3 separate regions of the Homo sapiens genome follow, and regions 1 and 2 are each linked to region 3. Evidence: read pairs that join two places in POLR2A ChIA-PET (ENCODE). Cell type or tissue: GM12878. All regions are shown on one strand. Region 1 overlaps SLMAP (sarcolemma associated protein). Region 2 overlaps DNAH12 (dynein axonemal heavy chain 12). Region 3 overlaps SLMAP (sarcolemma associated protein).

Region 1 (5,000 bases), 53 kb before region 3:
GTGATACTAATATTTAACCATATAAGAAAAGACAAACAATGAGAAGAAAATGGGCAAAGATGAAAAGAATTAGAGAAACACAAAGGATAGAGACACAATACATTCCAACTGACTTTGAAAAAATTTACAAGTTCTACTAGATGGAACCTGAGAACACAGATGATTCCTTACGTAACTGTTCAAAGTTTTCAAACTGCATGAAAGAAAAATCTCATTATCAAATACAAACATCAAGGTCTTTAAGAAGCAATATATCATTAGTTGATTAATAGTTACTCATTTCTAAAACCTTAATTCTTAACTCTTAAAAGCTAAGTTATATTAAACTTCCTAAAGTTTATTTTAATTTTAATAATTAAGCTGTAATCGCAAATAGAAAACACATTAATGTTTTAAATTTACGATATTACTTCATATGCCAAGGACAAAAAAAAAGGAAAAAAAGAATTAAAATGTTTTAAAACCTATGCTATTTTGCTTCAGATATCTTGAAAAGTAAACAAACAAGGAAAAGTATGTGGCTTCTAACAAGCATAAAATAAATGATTCTACTGAAAGCACGGACAGTAATGGGAGGGCCTCGCTCTGCTTAATCTTTCCTTCTCACTTTCCTATTCAATGCTCTACTTTTCCTTCAATTTATTGCTTCTCTTAACCTCCTACCCTCAGGTCACTGTCTCTGTTTTTGAAAGACAGGAAAATATTATGTTGGGTATAAAAACAAGCTTCTAGCATATTCAAGGCTTTTCCCACAAATAAAAAATGTTAAGTTTAAAGATTGCTCAACTCCCTTCAACACTTCATAATAATAATCTCTGAAAACCCCAAGATCAAAATGTACTTACATATGCTTTTAAAAATCTAGATTTTATGGGTAATTTTCCCTTTCAAATGTCGGCCTCTAAATGACCTTTACACTCCTTCATACAAAAAGTAAATAGGACATTGGAAAAATCTTCAAAAACCTCCCACCAAAATAAGCTAACAACTATATTGGTATCCTCAAGGTCTTATAAGATTGTGACACTGGCATTAATACCAGAAGTGATCACAGTTTAAGAAGTCCTATATTAAATGAAAATAAAAAGGAATGAAGCTATCACTTACCAGTAACTTATATACTTGAAACATTGTGAAAAACAACTAATTATCCATCAAAATATAAATTAAATTTGGAAACAAAATAATCTTTGCCTTTGATACATTATTATTTACTAGAATTGTAACTAAAGCAAAGAAGCAATTTAAACTGAAGTGTATTATATTCCAAAAAGTACTAATCAATTTTCTAATATTATTTAAATAGTCCTGAAGCAGGTATTAGCAGTACACCATCACCTAGAATATTATTACTAAATTCTTTACAGTACTAAACTTCACAAAAACTTCACAGTACTAAATTATACTCACTCTGAGCGGAGCCGGGCTTCCATACCATCTGGTAGAAAAAGTTTTATTGTGGAAACAATACACCCATGGGTAACTGGTTGAAACAAACAAATAATATGGATGAAATAATTGTTTAAAAATATAAAACTTCACACCTCTCATATGTAAACATAGTTTATTCTTAAAAGTAACAATTTCTCAGAAAGAAAATAAAGCTAGTGGTTTAATGACATTATTACCCTGGAGAAACTCATCTTGTCCATAACGAATCACAATTTCAAGGTAGAAATAAGGATAGAATCATTTTGAAAAGTGTCTTAATCTCCAATTCTGTAATAATAGTCAATAAAAAGTCAGTTGAATATATGGAAATAAAATTGTGAGGGGGAAATACACTTTTCCCCATCTGCCAGTATCAAACATAAGGTCTGACTATTCCCAAATTTAAAATATAGTTCTTATTCCAAATCTTCCCTTCCCCAACCTATTACACACCTAACCACACCTCACAAAACTCTAAAGTTCTGCATAATACAGTTGAGAAATGCCACTCAATCCCCCATTTTATGGGTGAGAAAACCAAGACCTCAGACAAGTGAAACTGCTTCCACAATTCTCTGCTATTAAGTATCAGAATTGTTTGCTAGTGTCTCATGTTTCCATTTCAATATTTAAAATTTTGTTTTGTTTTCTTGATAGTTGTTTCTTCCTCCACCCCCAAAATGACATCAGTACAGTCCCTTTGTAGACAGCTTCTCACTGTTGCATCTTACTTCCTCCTTTTCCTATTGAAGATTTTAAGAGACAAAACTCCTGAAAGTAGCACTTGTACAGAGTTTCTCTATATGTGGGTTTAATTTTAAAAAATTGTTTTCTGGCTTGAAGGTTGACGGTTTTTTATTTCTCTTTATTCTTCAAATACTGTATTACATTTTCCAGAGTTCAAAGAATTATTTATTTCACTAAGCTCTGATTAAAAACTAATGCAGGCTGATGAGAATACACTACATCATGATTAGGGGAGTGGTGGTTATGAGACCATATATATTTGTCAAAACTCACTGAATTGTACATGTAAAATTGTGTTATACGTAAATTATATCTCAACAAAACTGAATTTTAAGAATAGAGCTAATGTTGGCCGGGCATGGTGGCTCACGCCTGTAATCCCGGTACTTTGGGAGGCCAAAGTGGATGGATCACCTGAGGTCAGGAGTTTGAGACCAGCCTGGCCAACATGGTGAAACCTCTCTACTAAAAACACAAAAATTAGGCCGGGCTCAGTGGCTCACGCCTGTAATCCCAGTACTTTGGGAGGCCGAGGCAGGTGGATCACCTGAGGTCAGGAGTTTGAGACCAGACTGGCCAACATGGCAAAACCCCTCTACTAAAAATATAAAACTTAGGCTGGGCACAGTGGCTTACGCCTGTAATCCCAGCATTCTGGTAGGCTGAGGTGGGCAGATCACCTGAGGTCAGGAGTTCGAGACCAGCCTGGCCAACATGGCAAAACCCCTCTACTAAAAATACAAAAATTAGGCCAGGCATGGTGGCTTATGCCTGTAATCCTAGCACCTTGGGAGGCCGAGGCAGATCACCTGAGGTCAGGAGTTCAAGACCAGCCTGCTCAACATGATGGTGGGTGCCTGTAATCCCAGCTACTCAGGAGGCTGAGGTGGGAGAATCGCTTGAGCCTGGGAGGCAGAGGTTGCAGTGAGCCAAGATCACGCCACTGCACTCCAGCCTGGGCGACAGAGTGAGACTCCATCCCAGAAAAAAACAAAAATAGCCGGTATGGTGGCAGGTGCCTGCAATCCCAGCTACTCGGGAGGCTGAGGCCAGCAGAACTGCTTGAACCTGGGAGGCGAAAGTTGCAGTGAGCCGAGACCATGCCACTGCACTCCAGCCTGGGTGACAGAGCGAGACTCCATCTCAAAAAAAAAAAAAAAAAAAAAAAATAGAGCTAATGCATTTGGGGATATTAAATGATCAGGCCGACGAATCATCAAGATGATATTATAAACATGAAGTAATATGACTGTCATCTGGAAATGCACATTAAAATTAAGGAATTTAACACCATGTATTCAATATTGATTTTCATTACTAATTGATTATATAAAAAGTGCTAACACAGATCAAGAACCATCTATTGGCAGGGCACAGTGGCTCACACCCCTAATCCCAGTGCTGTGGGAGGCTGAGGTGGGGGGATCACTTGAGTTCAGCTTGGGCAACATAGTGAGACCCACTCTCTACAAAAAATTTTAAAATTAGCAGGGTGGGGGTGGTGCACACCTGTACCCAGCTACTCAGGAGGCTAAGGCTGGGGGATCGCTTGAGCCTGGGAGTTCGAGGCTACAGTGACCCATGATCACACCACTGCACTCCAGCTGGGCAAGACCCTGTCTCAAAAACACAAACAAACAAACAACAATAAAAAACAGAACCATCTATTGGCAGTCTTCTAAACTCTGCCCAGCACAATAACCATGGCCATGAACCACTGGGCTCCTTCATTCCTGTCTGACCTCATCCTCTATCCTGCTACGAAGGATATCCTATACAAAGCCAAGCTACCTGCGATCTCCAAGCACTTTACCTTTCACAGCCCCATGCCTTTTACACAGGCTGTCCCTTCTGTAAGCAATGTTTTTATCCTCTCGCCTGCATGACCATGTGCTACTTAGTCTCCAGGCTCAGATTTTCTAATTCCTTCACCAAAGCTCAGTATCTGGGTAAGATGTCCCCAGAGCCTCCTATATCTATTTCTTAAAACATTAAGCACATTGCATTGTGAATATTTACGATTTACAGAAACTGTTGTCTCACCAATTAGATTCAACTCTTTGAGGGCATCAAGGATTATCTGCTTCTCAGTTTAAAAACCTGTGTACTTAGCAGAGTCATCTGGTACAGAAAGCATTTTACTGAAGATGTTGAGGAACATGCCTGCTTAGTATTTTATAGCTCCCATTACTCCTGTGCAAAGATGTTTCTTACTTTTAAGACATTAGGGTTCATCTCTATTTGTAGGAACCACCTAGCTTTCTCCTTTCCCAGGCAAAAGACAGAAGAGATGGATTTCTCTCTCTTATGATAAATGAGTTTCTAGAGGATGGCTCCTCAAGACATTCACTATAAATAGCCTATAATAAATACAGGAGCATAATACAACATGAAGATCCAGCAATACCTACACTTTAATTTGGTAGAAAGTTGTTTTTTTAAAAAAGAAAAATAGGTAGAACAAGTTATAGAATAAAACTAGTTCCAGAGGTGACAACCTGTGATATACAACATCAGTAATTCTGTTGTTCAGACACATTACCCTGAAAGTTCAGCAAATGAGCTGATGCGCAAATCTATGAGATGAACCAAGGGCTAATATTGACTGGGCAGTACAGAGTTGCTGCACAGTTGAAGGCAATTTAAAAAACAAAAACAAAAATAACCCACGTCTGACTAAGCTCACAATTTAGTCCAGTCAACGATGCCTTTAATGTGATTCTCATGACAACCAGATACACACATGCATAGACATGTTATCCTTTTGATTTGCAACAGGCAAGTAATTAAAGCAACCTGATGAAAATATTTTGTTCTAATAC
Region 2 (5,000 bases), 460 kb after region 3:
GGACTTGCTTTATGAATCTGGGTGCTCCTGTATTGGGTGCATATATATTTAGGATAGTTAGCTCTTCTTGTTGAATTGATCCCTTTACCATTATGTAATAGCCTTCTTTGTCTCTTTTGATCTTTGTTGGTTTAAAGTCTGTTTTATCAGAGACCAGGATTGGAACCCCTGCCTTTTTTTGTTTTCCATTTGCTTGGCAGATCTTCCTCCATCCTTTTATTTTGAGCCTATGTGTGTCTCTGCACATGAGATGGGTTTCCTGAATACAACACACTGATGGGTCTTGACTCTTTATCCAATTTGCCAGTCTGTGTCTTTTAATTGGAGCATTTAGTCCATTTACATTTAAAGTTAATATTGTTATGTGTGAATATGAACCTGTCATTATGATGTTAGCTGGTTATTTTGCTCATTACTTGATGCAGTTTCTTCCTAGTCTCCATGGTCTTTACATTTTGGCATGATTTTGCAGCGGCTGGTACTGGTTGTTCCTTTCCATGTTTAGTGCTTCCTTCAGGAGCTCTTTTAGGGCAGGCCTGGTGGTGACAAAATTGCTCAGCATTTGTTTGTCTGTAAAGTGTTTTATTTCTCCTTCACTTCTGAAGCTTAGTTTGGCTGGATATGAAATTCTGGGTTGAAAATTCTTTTCTTTAAGAATGTTGAATATTGGCCCCCACTCTCTTCTGGCTTGTAGAGTTTCTGCCGAGAGCTCAGCTGTTAGTCTGATGGGCTTCCCTTTGTGGGTAACCCGACCTTTCTCTCTGGCTGCCCTTAACATTTTTTCCTTCATTTCAACTTTGGTGAATCTGACAATTATGTGTCTTGGAGTTGCTCTTCTCGAGGAGTATCTTTGTGGCATTCTCTGTATTTCCTGAATCTGAATGTTGGCCTGCCTTGCTAGATTGGGGAAGTTCTCCTGGATAATATCCTGCAGAGTGTTTTCCAACTTGGTTCCATTCTCCCCGTCACTTTCAAGTACACCAATCAGACGTAGATTTGGTCTTTTCCCATAGTCCCATATTTCTTGGAGGCTTTGTTCGTTTCTTTTTATTCTTTTTTCTCTAAACTTCCCTTCTCGCTTCATTTCATCTTCCATCACTGATACCCTTTCTTCCAGCTGATCGCATCGGCTCCTGAGGCTTCTGCATTCTACACATAGTTCTCGTGCCTTGGCTTTCAGCTCCATCAGCTCCTTTAAGCACTTCTCTGTATTGGTTGTTCTAATTATACATTTGTCTAAATTTTTTTCAAAGTTTTTAACTTCTTTGCCTTTGGTTTGAATTTCCTCCTGTAGCTCGTAGTTTGATTGTCTGAAGCCTTCTTCTCTCAACTCGTCAAAGTCACTCTCCGTCCAGCTTTGTTCCATTGCTGGTGAGGAACTGTGATCCTTTGGAGGAGGAGAGGTGCTCTGCTTTTTAGAGTTTCCAGTTTTTCTGCTCTGTTTTTTCCCCATCTTTGTGGTTGTATCTACTTTTGGTCTTTGATGATGGTGATGTACAGATGGGTTTTTGGTGTGGATGTCCTTTCTGTTTTAGTTTTCCTTCTGACAGACAGGACCCTCAGCTGCAGGTCTGTTGGAGTTTGCTAGAGGTCCACTCCAGACCCTGTTTGCCTGGGTATCAGCAGAGGTGTTTGCAGAACAGTGGTTTTTCGTGAACCACGAATGCTGCTATCTGATCGTTCCTCTGCAAGTTTTGTCTCAGAGGAGTACCCAGCCGTGTGAGGTGTCAGTTTGCCCCTACTTGGGGGTGCCTCCCAGTTAGGCTGCTCAGGGGTCAGAGGTCAGGGACCCACTTGAGGAGGCAGTCTGCCCGTTCTCAGATCTCCAGCTGCGTGCTGGGGGAACCACTGCTCTCTTCAAAGCTGTCAGACAGGGACATTTAAGTCTGCAGAGGTTACTGCTGTCTTTTTGTTTGTCTGTGCCCTGCCCCCAGAGGTGGAGCCTACAGAGGCAGGCAGGCCTCCTTGAGCTGTGGTGGGTTCCACCCAGTTGGAGCTTTCCAGCTGCTTTGTTTACCTAAGCAAGCCTGGGCAATGGCGGGCGCCCCTTCCCCAGCCTCGCTGCCGCCTTGCAGTTTGATCTCAGACTGCTGTGCTAGCAATCAGCGAGACTTCATGGGCGTAGGACCCTCTGAGCCATGTGGGGGATATAATCTCCTGGTGTGCCGTTTTTTAAGCCCATCGGAAAAGCGCAGTATTGGGTGGGAGTGACCCAATTTTCCAGGTGTCATCCGTCACCCCTTTCTTTGACTAGGAAAGGGAACTCCCTGACCCCTTGCGCTTCCCGAGTGAGGCAATGCCTCGCCCTGCTTCGGCTTGTGCATGGTGCGCTGCACCCACTGACCTGCGCCCACTGTCTGGCACTCCCTAGTGAGATGAACCAAGTACCTCAGATGGAAATGCAGAAATCACCCCTCTTCTGCGTGGCTCACGCTGGGAGCTGTAGACCGGAGCTGTTCCTATTCGGCCATCTTGGCTCCTCCCCCCAGGCTTTTTTCTTTCTTAAGGCTTTCAACTGATTGTATGAGGCCCACCACATTGTGGAGGGCAATCTGCCTTACTCCATATCTACTAATTTAAATATTAATCTCATCCAAAAATACCTTCACAGCAACATGTGTAGACTGCTATTTGACCAAATATCAAGATATCATGGCCTCCCAGGCCATCTTTGGCTGATTTATATAACAATTCAATAGGTTAAAAATGGTATCTAAGTATAGTTATAATTTGTATTTTTCTTATTATGAGTATTAGCGTATAAATGAAGCTGCTGTAACAAAGGGACCTAAAGTACAGTGGCTTAAATCAAATAGAAGTTAATTTCTCTCTCTCCTAACAGCTCAGAGGCAAATGATGAAGGGCTGACAGGGAAGCTCTTGCTCCTGAGATCACCCAGAAACTCAGGTTCTTTCATGCTTACAGTGTGGTCCTCATCAGCAAAATGGAAGCTGGCTTGTGAACGCTATGTTGAAAAGAGAAGAAATTGTTGAAGGCAAATAGCTTCCTTAAAATATTATCTGGAAGATCCATAAGTAATTTCTACTTGTATCTCTCTGGCCAAAACTTAGTCACATGGCCACATTACCTGCAAGAAATGCCAGGAAAACTTGGGGTTCTAATACCAAACAGAGACAAATAAGTGGGACAATATGCAATCTCTGCTATAATGAGTGACATTGAGCATCCCTCATATGTTTAGGATCAATTTGTACTTGATTTTCTCTAAGCAGTTTGTCTCCTTTGCCCATTTATCTTTTGGATAGTCTTCTCCTATAAATGTATATAGTTTTTATTTTTTAGAGAAATTAGTGCTTTGTCTATGATGCTATATGCTTTTTTTGACCATTAGGCTCAAATTGTATTCTTTGTTGTTTTTCAATAATATTCATATCCATTATGTGAAATAAAAGTTGCTCTAAAGATCATATCTTTTCTCTTCAACAGATAACCCCAGCTATAACAAACTATGTAACTGACAAACTAGGGAAAAAGTTTGTAGAGCCTCCACCATTTGATTTGACAAAGAGTTACTTGGATTCAAATTGCACCATTCCCTTAATTTTTGTTCTATCTCCAGGAGCAGATCCTATGGCCAGTAAGTGCATATACTGTAAACTTTTAAGAAATCATAAATAAAACATCTTGCTCAATACTGATTCCTTATATGATTATAAATCAGTTAGTAAATCTGATATTTACAGAGAAACGTAACTAGAATTTTTCATGATAAAACACCTATACATAAGGCACTTTTTTATAATTTTAGAGTAAGTAGTGTGACCATTTTTTTGTGCCTCTTATAGGCCTGCTGAAATTTGCAAATGATAAATCTATGTCTGGAAATAAGTTTCAAGCTATTTCACTGGGACAGGGACAAGGACCGATTGCAGCAAAAATGATTAAAGCAGCAATTGAAGAAGGAACTTGGGTGTGCCTACAGAATTGCCATCTTGCAGTGTCCTGGATGCCCATGTTGGAAAAAATATGTGAAGATTTTACCTCTGAAACCTGTAACTCATCCTTTAGGCTTTGGCTGACAAGCTATCCATCTTCAAAAGTATGTTTATTTCCTTATAGAGTTAAGTACATTTACTTAGCTATCTGTATATCTTATTTGTTTTGTTTGTTTGTTTTGAGACGGAGTCTTACTCTGTCTCCCAGGCTGGAGTGCAGTGGCGCAATTTCGGCTCACCGCAAACTTCGCCTCCCGGGTTCAAGCGATTCTCCTGCCTCAGCCTCCCCAGTAGCTGGGATTACAGGCGCATACCACCATGCTCGGCTAATTTTTGTATTTTTAGTAGAAATGGGGTTTCACCATGTCAGCCAGCCTGGTCTCGAACTCCTGACCTCAGGTGATCCACCCGCCTCAGCCTCCCAAAGTGCTGGGATTTCAGGCATGCACCACCACGCCTGGCCAGCTGTCTGCATATCTTAATCAAGCCTCAGATGCTTAACCTTAAGAGGTTTTTTGAATATTTCTGGAGTTCTCCATTATGCCTGTTTTTTAATCCACGTGTATATGCACTTTTAGAGCCTCCACTTGCTATCTTGTATAATGCTCTCCATTTATTTTGTCTTAGTTCCCAGTAACAATTCTACAGAATGGAGTAAAAATGACTAATGAACCTCCCACGGGTCTTCGGCTGAATCTCCTTCAATCATATCTCACTGATCCAGTTTCTGATCCTGAGTTTTTCAAGGGATGCCGTGGAAAGGAACTGGTAATATTCATCTTTTGGAACTTTTAAAATGTGTTTTATAGTGATCAAATATGGAAGTGTAAAATTTTGTTTAATAATGCTTTTGTAACATTTTTATTTAATGTTTTTAAAACTTTACGCATTTCCTAACAAGACAAAAATTGTACTTATCTTGTTCACCATTTTATTCAATATAGTTTGTGTTCCACTTCCCACACAGTAGACATCGAAATAAATATTTGTTGAATGAATGAATCTTAGTTTGTAAGCCAAAGCCCAGTAATGTTTTTGATTAGG
Region 3 (5,000 bases):
ATAAAAAAATTAGTTGGGAGTGGTGGCGGGCACCTATAATCCCAGCTACTTGGGAGGCTGAGGCAGGAGAATCGCTTGAACCCAGGAGGCGGAGGTTGCAGTGAGCCGAGATCATGCCATTGCACTCCAGCCTGGGCGACAGAGTGAGACTCCATCTCGAAAACAAAACAAAATAAATCAAACAAACAAAAATAACTCAGAACATGACATTTTGGACTTGATAAAGAAAAAAAGAACTCAGAACATCAAAATATCTATGGGAATATCATCTATAGCTGCTGAATTTCTAATTTGTGTTGAATTACAGAGTTTTAACATTTCCATATATTTTTAACAATGTGACTCATGTTGACAAAGATTCTTTGCTTGGCCAAACTTTACTCAGGCTTATGAACTCTCTTCTAGGCTCATCTGTGTACTTCCTTGTAAAATCCAGTTTTAGCCAAAGAACCTTGCTAAGTCAGTTTAGCCAGAACCCCCTCAACCTCGACATCTGATCATCCTTGATGTATGATCAGGTTCCTCATTATCTACCATCCCTCAGGTGATGTCTGAACACCCTGGCCTGACTCCACCAAGAATCCTGTTAGGTCGATTTAGCCAGAATCCCCCTTACCCCTGATGTTTCCTCTTAGTAATTTTCCAACCACTTACCCTCACACTGATCCTTGGCTATAGATTCCCAATTGCCCATGCTGTATTCAGAGTGAGCCCAGTCTCTCTCTACCCTCGCCCCGCAATCCCCACACCCCACTGCAGTGGTTTCTATACCTATCTCAATGGTCCTGAATAAATCTTCCTTACCATGCTTTAACAAGTGTCATTGAATAATTTTTTCCTTACCAACATCCCATTTGCACAAACTTATTCAACTCAGTAAGATTTCAATTTACACATAACTCTATTGAGAAATTAATCTGGACAGAGAGTGCCTGACCTGTACTGCTTTTTTAATGCCACATTTCCCCCGACATACAAGGGCAGAATCACCACAGGCTCCTTGGGAGCAGCAACAATTAAAACTGGAGAAAAACAAATGATCATCACTGAAGTATACAAACACTACCTTTCTTATGGAAATAACTTAATTACTCTCCGGATCCACTTATAGTAATGCATGTACAGAACTGTCACACTCCCTGTCACACTCCCTAACTCACTGCCTTCTTAACCAACTGCCGGCGAGCTTCCACATTCATCACTCTACTGAACAGCCAGCCCTCAAGCCATTGATGAGACAGACCCCTACCTGACAAGTCCAAGGACTACTTTCAACTCTTATAATGTAGCATTTGAGGGCTATTCACAACTCTCTTCTCAAAAACTCTCCCCTGCTTTGTACTTCACAAATCTAATCTCTCCTCATCCTCCTACTTCTCTGGATGGTCTTTTAAGTCTGCCTTCTTTTTTCCCTGCCAGCTGTTCAAATGCTGGTCATCCCCAGGGTTCTTCCCCAGCCTCTACTTTTCTAGCGATATACAAACTTCCCTGGGAGTGTATTTCCTGTAACCTTCACTACATGGGCTGATAACTCCCAAGTCTATCTCCCTCTATCCAGATGATTTGGCTACACACCAAGAATTTACCTCTAACTGTCCTCTTTACTGAATCACTCTACAAGTCCCCTTGCCTCTAGGCACAAAGCCAATGTCTTCCACATTATCACCATGACTGCTATTCTAAAAACAAAGATTTAAGCATGTGATTCTATTACTTAAAATCTTATCAAACTCCTCACCACCTGTTCCTAAAGGAAAAAGCAGCATTACACTAAAGTCCTTCAAGACTTGGTCCAAATCTACCTTTTCCACCTCATCTCCTGTCCTCTCTCCTATATGATTCACAAAAATCACTCAGTTTCTATAAACCACCACTGCTTTTACTCCTTCATGCTATCACTCATGATATATATTAGTGCTGCCTAGAATGTACTTCCCCTCATTTGCATGACAAAGTCTTGCTCTTCTTTCAAGACTTGTTTCAGCTGTCACCTGTGGAGAAACCATTCTAACCACTCTTTCTTCACCATCTTATCATTGGTCATTCCTTCCTAAACACTTCAACTGCGGATCATTTGACTAGTACCTCTCTTGGCAATTATTTCCTAGTATTGGTATTATCCAGAGACATGTCCACTTATGTAGAATCCCTAAAAGCAAGGATCATATCTTTCACTCCTATATCCCAGTCAGCTGGCAAATATGCCACATAGGAGATGCTCAATAAAGAGATGCCTAGCCGGGCATGGTGGCTCACGCCTGTAATCTCAGCACTTTTGGGAGGCTGAGGTGGGCAGATCACTTGAGGTCAGGAGTTCAAGACCAGCCTGGCCAACATGGTGAAACCCCGTCTCTACTAAAAATACAAAAATTAGCTGGGTATCGTGGCGCATGCCTGTAATCCCAGCTCTCAGGAGGTTCAGGCAGGAGAATCACTTGAACCCGAGAGGCAGAGGTTGCAGTGAGCGGAGATTGCGCCACTGCATTCCAGCCTGGGCGACAGAGTGAGACTCTGTCTCAAAAAAGAAAGAGATGCCCAATAAGCAAATGCTACATAATTCATGTCATTTCCTATTTTAAATATGCTAATGTTTGACCCCATGAACTAATCTACCCCAGATTTTAGCTTGAAAATATGATTGTATAGATTCAGTCCATGACAAAGCAATCGATTAATGGGTAACATAAAGTAGATTGAAGAGATGTGAAAAGAAAAAAAACTTATTATTGAACCTCATAACTCGATGTCAGAGTTATTCAAAAAAGATACCAAGTAGTGTGTCAATGATATAGTCCTCCATCTCCCATAAAAAGAACATTACTTCAAATTATAATTTCTTTACAGCTTCTCTCATCTTCAAGGGAGACACAAGCAATTTAACTTATAGATATTAGAATGCTCATAAGGGACTGGAAAACAGCTTTATTTCTGCTATAATGCATTTTTACTTGATGGCTCCCAAAACTACATAATTTTCGGCAGGGTGCGGTGGCTCACGCCTGTAATCCCAACACTTTGGGAGGCCGAGGCGGGCGGATCACAAGGTCAGGCGATCGAGATCATCCTGGCTAACATGGTGAAACCCCATCTCTACTTAAAAAAATACAAAAAATTAGCCAGGCGTGATGGCAGGCGCCTGTAGTCCCAGCTACTCGGGAGGCTGAGGCAGGAGAATGGCGTGAACCTGGGAGGCGGAGCTTGCAGTGAGCCGAGATCACACCACTGCACTCCAGCCTGGGCGACAGAGCGAGACTCCAACTCAAAAAAAAAAAAAAAAAAAATACAAAGACTAGCTGGGAAAGGTGGTGGGCACCTGTAATACCAGCTACTCAGGAGACTGAGGCAGAAGAATCGTTTGAACCTGGGAGGCGGAGGTTGTAGTGAACCAAGATCGTGCCACTGCACTCCAGCCTGGATAACAGAGTGAGACTCTGTCTTTAAAAAAAAAAAAAAAAAAAAAGCTATATAATTTTCACTTGGGAAGTTGGGAACGAAGCTGAGTGTAGTAGAATGTATTACTGTACTCAATTATTCTACTGCTTCTCCTATATGAGTATTAATTATACTTCCCTAACCAATTGCATTATGCATGGCCACGTGACTTGCTTTGGCCAATAAAGTGTGTGTTGAATAACATGTTCCCCTTTTTTAACTATAATTCCATGGTTCTGTTCTGGATAGCTCTTTTCCTTCAACCACCAGAACATACATGTCCCAGATAGGAGCTGCTCCTTCAGCCTGAACCCCTGAAAGGAGAACAACTATGGACAGAGCTGCCATCTACCTAAACATGTAACATGAGCAAGAAATAAATCTTTGCTGCTATAAGGCACTGTGGTTTTGGAGTTATTACCACAGTATTATCAAACTGATATGCTGAATTGGATGATCCTCCTTTATAATATCATTTAACACCAGGTATACACTGCTACTAAAATATTATACTAAACAGTTTTTTATTGTCTTATTCAAATAGACTTTAGGTTTCAAAAATTCAGACACCTGTTTTTTCATCTCTGTCACCTAGAAAAGTAGTAGTAGAAGGGGTTCTTTTACTTAGTAGTAGAAGACTGATAAATGTTTGCTGAAATAACTATAAAGGTACTTATATTTTCCAATAAATGTAGCTACATAGTTAACGTGAAAATGTTATACAAAAATAACATATGGTAAAGAACAGGTGAAGAGATTTCATGGCCATTTGTGACCTGGTCTTTATATAAAATCTCTTAACATTTTTCTAAAAGGTTTCAGGAATATATTTACCAAAGACCTCAATAATACCACTTTAGGTGGTATTCACTTGTTAACCAAGAAGGAAAAAAGAGAAGTGTGGTAGTAGAAGCAGATGGGCAAGTTCACATAATGTAAAATTCACATGCTTCCTCACAGATCTGTATTTACATGTATGTTGCTATTTAGTTTCTATAGGAATAGCTGACACAGAAAATAAAACCCAGAAGAATCAAAACATTACAAAATTCATATATCAGGGAACTTTAAATCATGATAATTTAGTCATTTAGCCCCGGGGCACAAACTTTATAACCTCTAATCCCCTTAAATGCATAATTATATTAGTAAATGCAACTAGGTCACTAAGACCTAAGAGAAGGTTATGCCCTTTGTTCTATTTAAGATGACAGGAAATGTTTAACTTTCTGTCCAAAACTGATTTGGGCATAAAAGGTATAAATTTTCAACTGCTCAGAAAATCCTATTTGTTAAAATGGCTCATTCTCTCAGGGTGTAAGGCAACTATGGCATCATTATGACTGGTGTAATCCCTAACCTATTACAACATATTTGAGTTTTAAATTTTATGTAGATTAAGAAATGTACCTCAAATTCTCTAAAACCAAGTAAACGTTTATGTTTGCTAAATCTTGCAAACATTTTATTCTATAGCTGAAATACTTGTTTGTTTTGTATTGCTATAAACAGATTACCTTAGACTGAATACTTTATAACTATATATATATATAAAATCTATCTATCTC

What was found. Peaks named below come from ENCODE experiments on the same cell type or tissue, not always from the same donor. Only the 100,000 strongest peaks of a DNase experiment are listed, where the experiment ranks them.
Region 1: POLR2A ChIA-PET joins it to region 3 with 6 read pairs; 6 of 35 experiments call an interaction of 5 or more read pairs at or near these places.
Region 2: POLR2A ChIA-PET joins it to region 3 with 5 read pairs; 2 of 35 experiments call an interaction of 5 or more read pairs at or near these places.

What each region holds. Positions count from the first base shown.
Region 1 is chr3:57,837,782-57,842,781 of GRCh38, reverse strand. It overlaps SLMAP (sarcolemma associated protein), which reads right to left. Exons shown (of 25, transcript NM_001377540.1): 4 at 1,411-1,483. Among named protein-coding and RNA genes, the nearest start is that of SLMAP, 84 kb to the right of the region's middle. RefSeq lists an enhancer at 2,209-2,258. In GM12878, no CTCF peak of the experiment used is centred here; a DNase peak (open chromatin) is centred at 2,126; H3K27ac peaks cover 223 bases.
Region 2 is chr3:57,322,067-57,327,066 of GRCh38, reverse strand. DNAH12 (dynein axonemal heavy chain 12) reads left to right here. Exons shown (of 74, transcript NM_001366028.2): 63 at 3,448-3,598; 64 at 3,807-4,060; 65 at 4,584-4,724. Among named protein-coding and RNA genes, the nearest start is that of ASB14, 32 kb to the right of the region's middle. RefSeq lists an enhancer at 2,093-2,616. In GM12878, no CTCF peak of the experiment used is centred here; no DNase peak of the experiment used is centred here.
Region 3 is chr3:57,785,013-57,790,012 of GRCh38, reverse strand. The region is part of intron 2 of SLMAP (sarcolemma associated protein); the gene reads right to left. Among named protein-coding and RNA genes, the nearest start is that of SLMAP, 31 kb to the right of the region's middle. In GM12878, no CTCF peak of the experiment used is centred here; a DNase peak (open chromatin) is centred at 2,002; H3K4me3 peaks cover 623 bases; H3K27ac peaks cover 1,279 bases.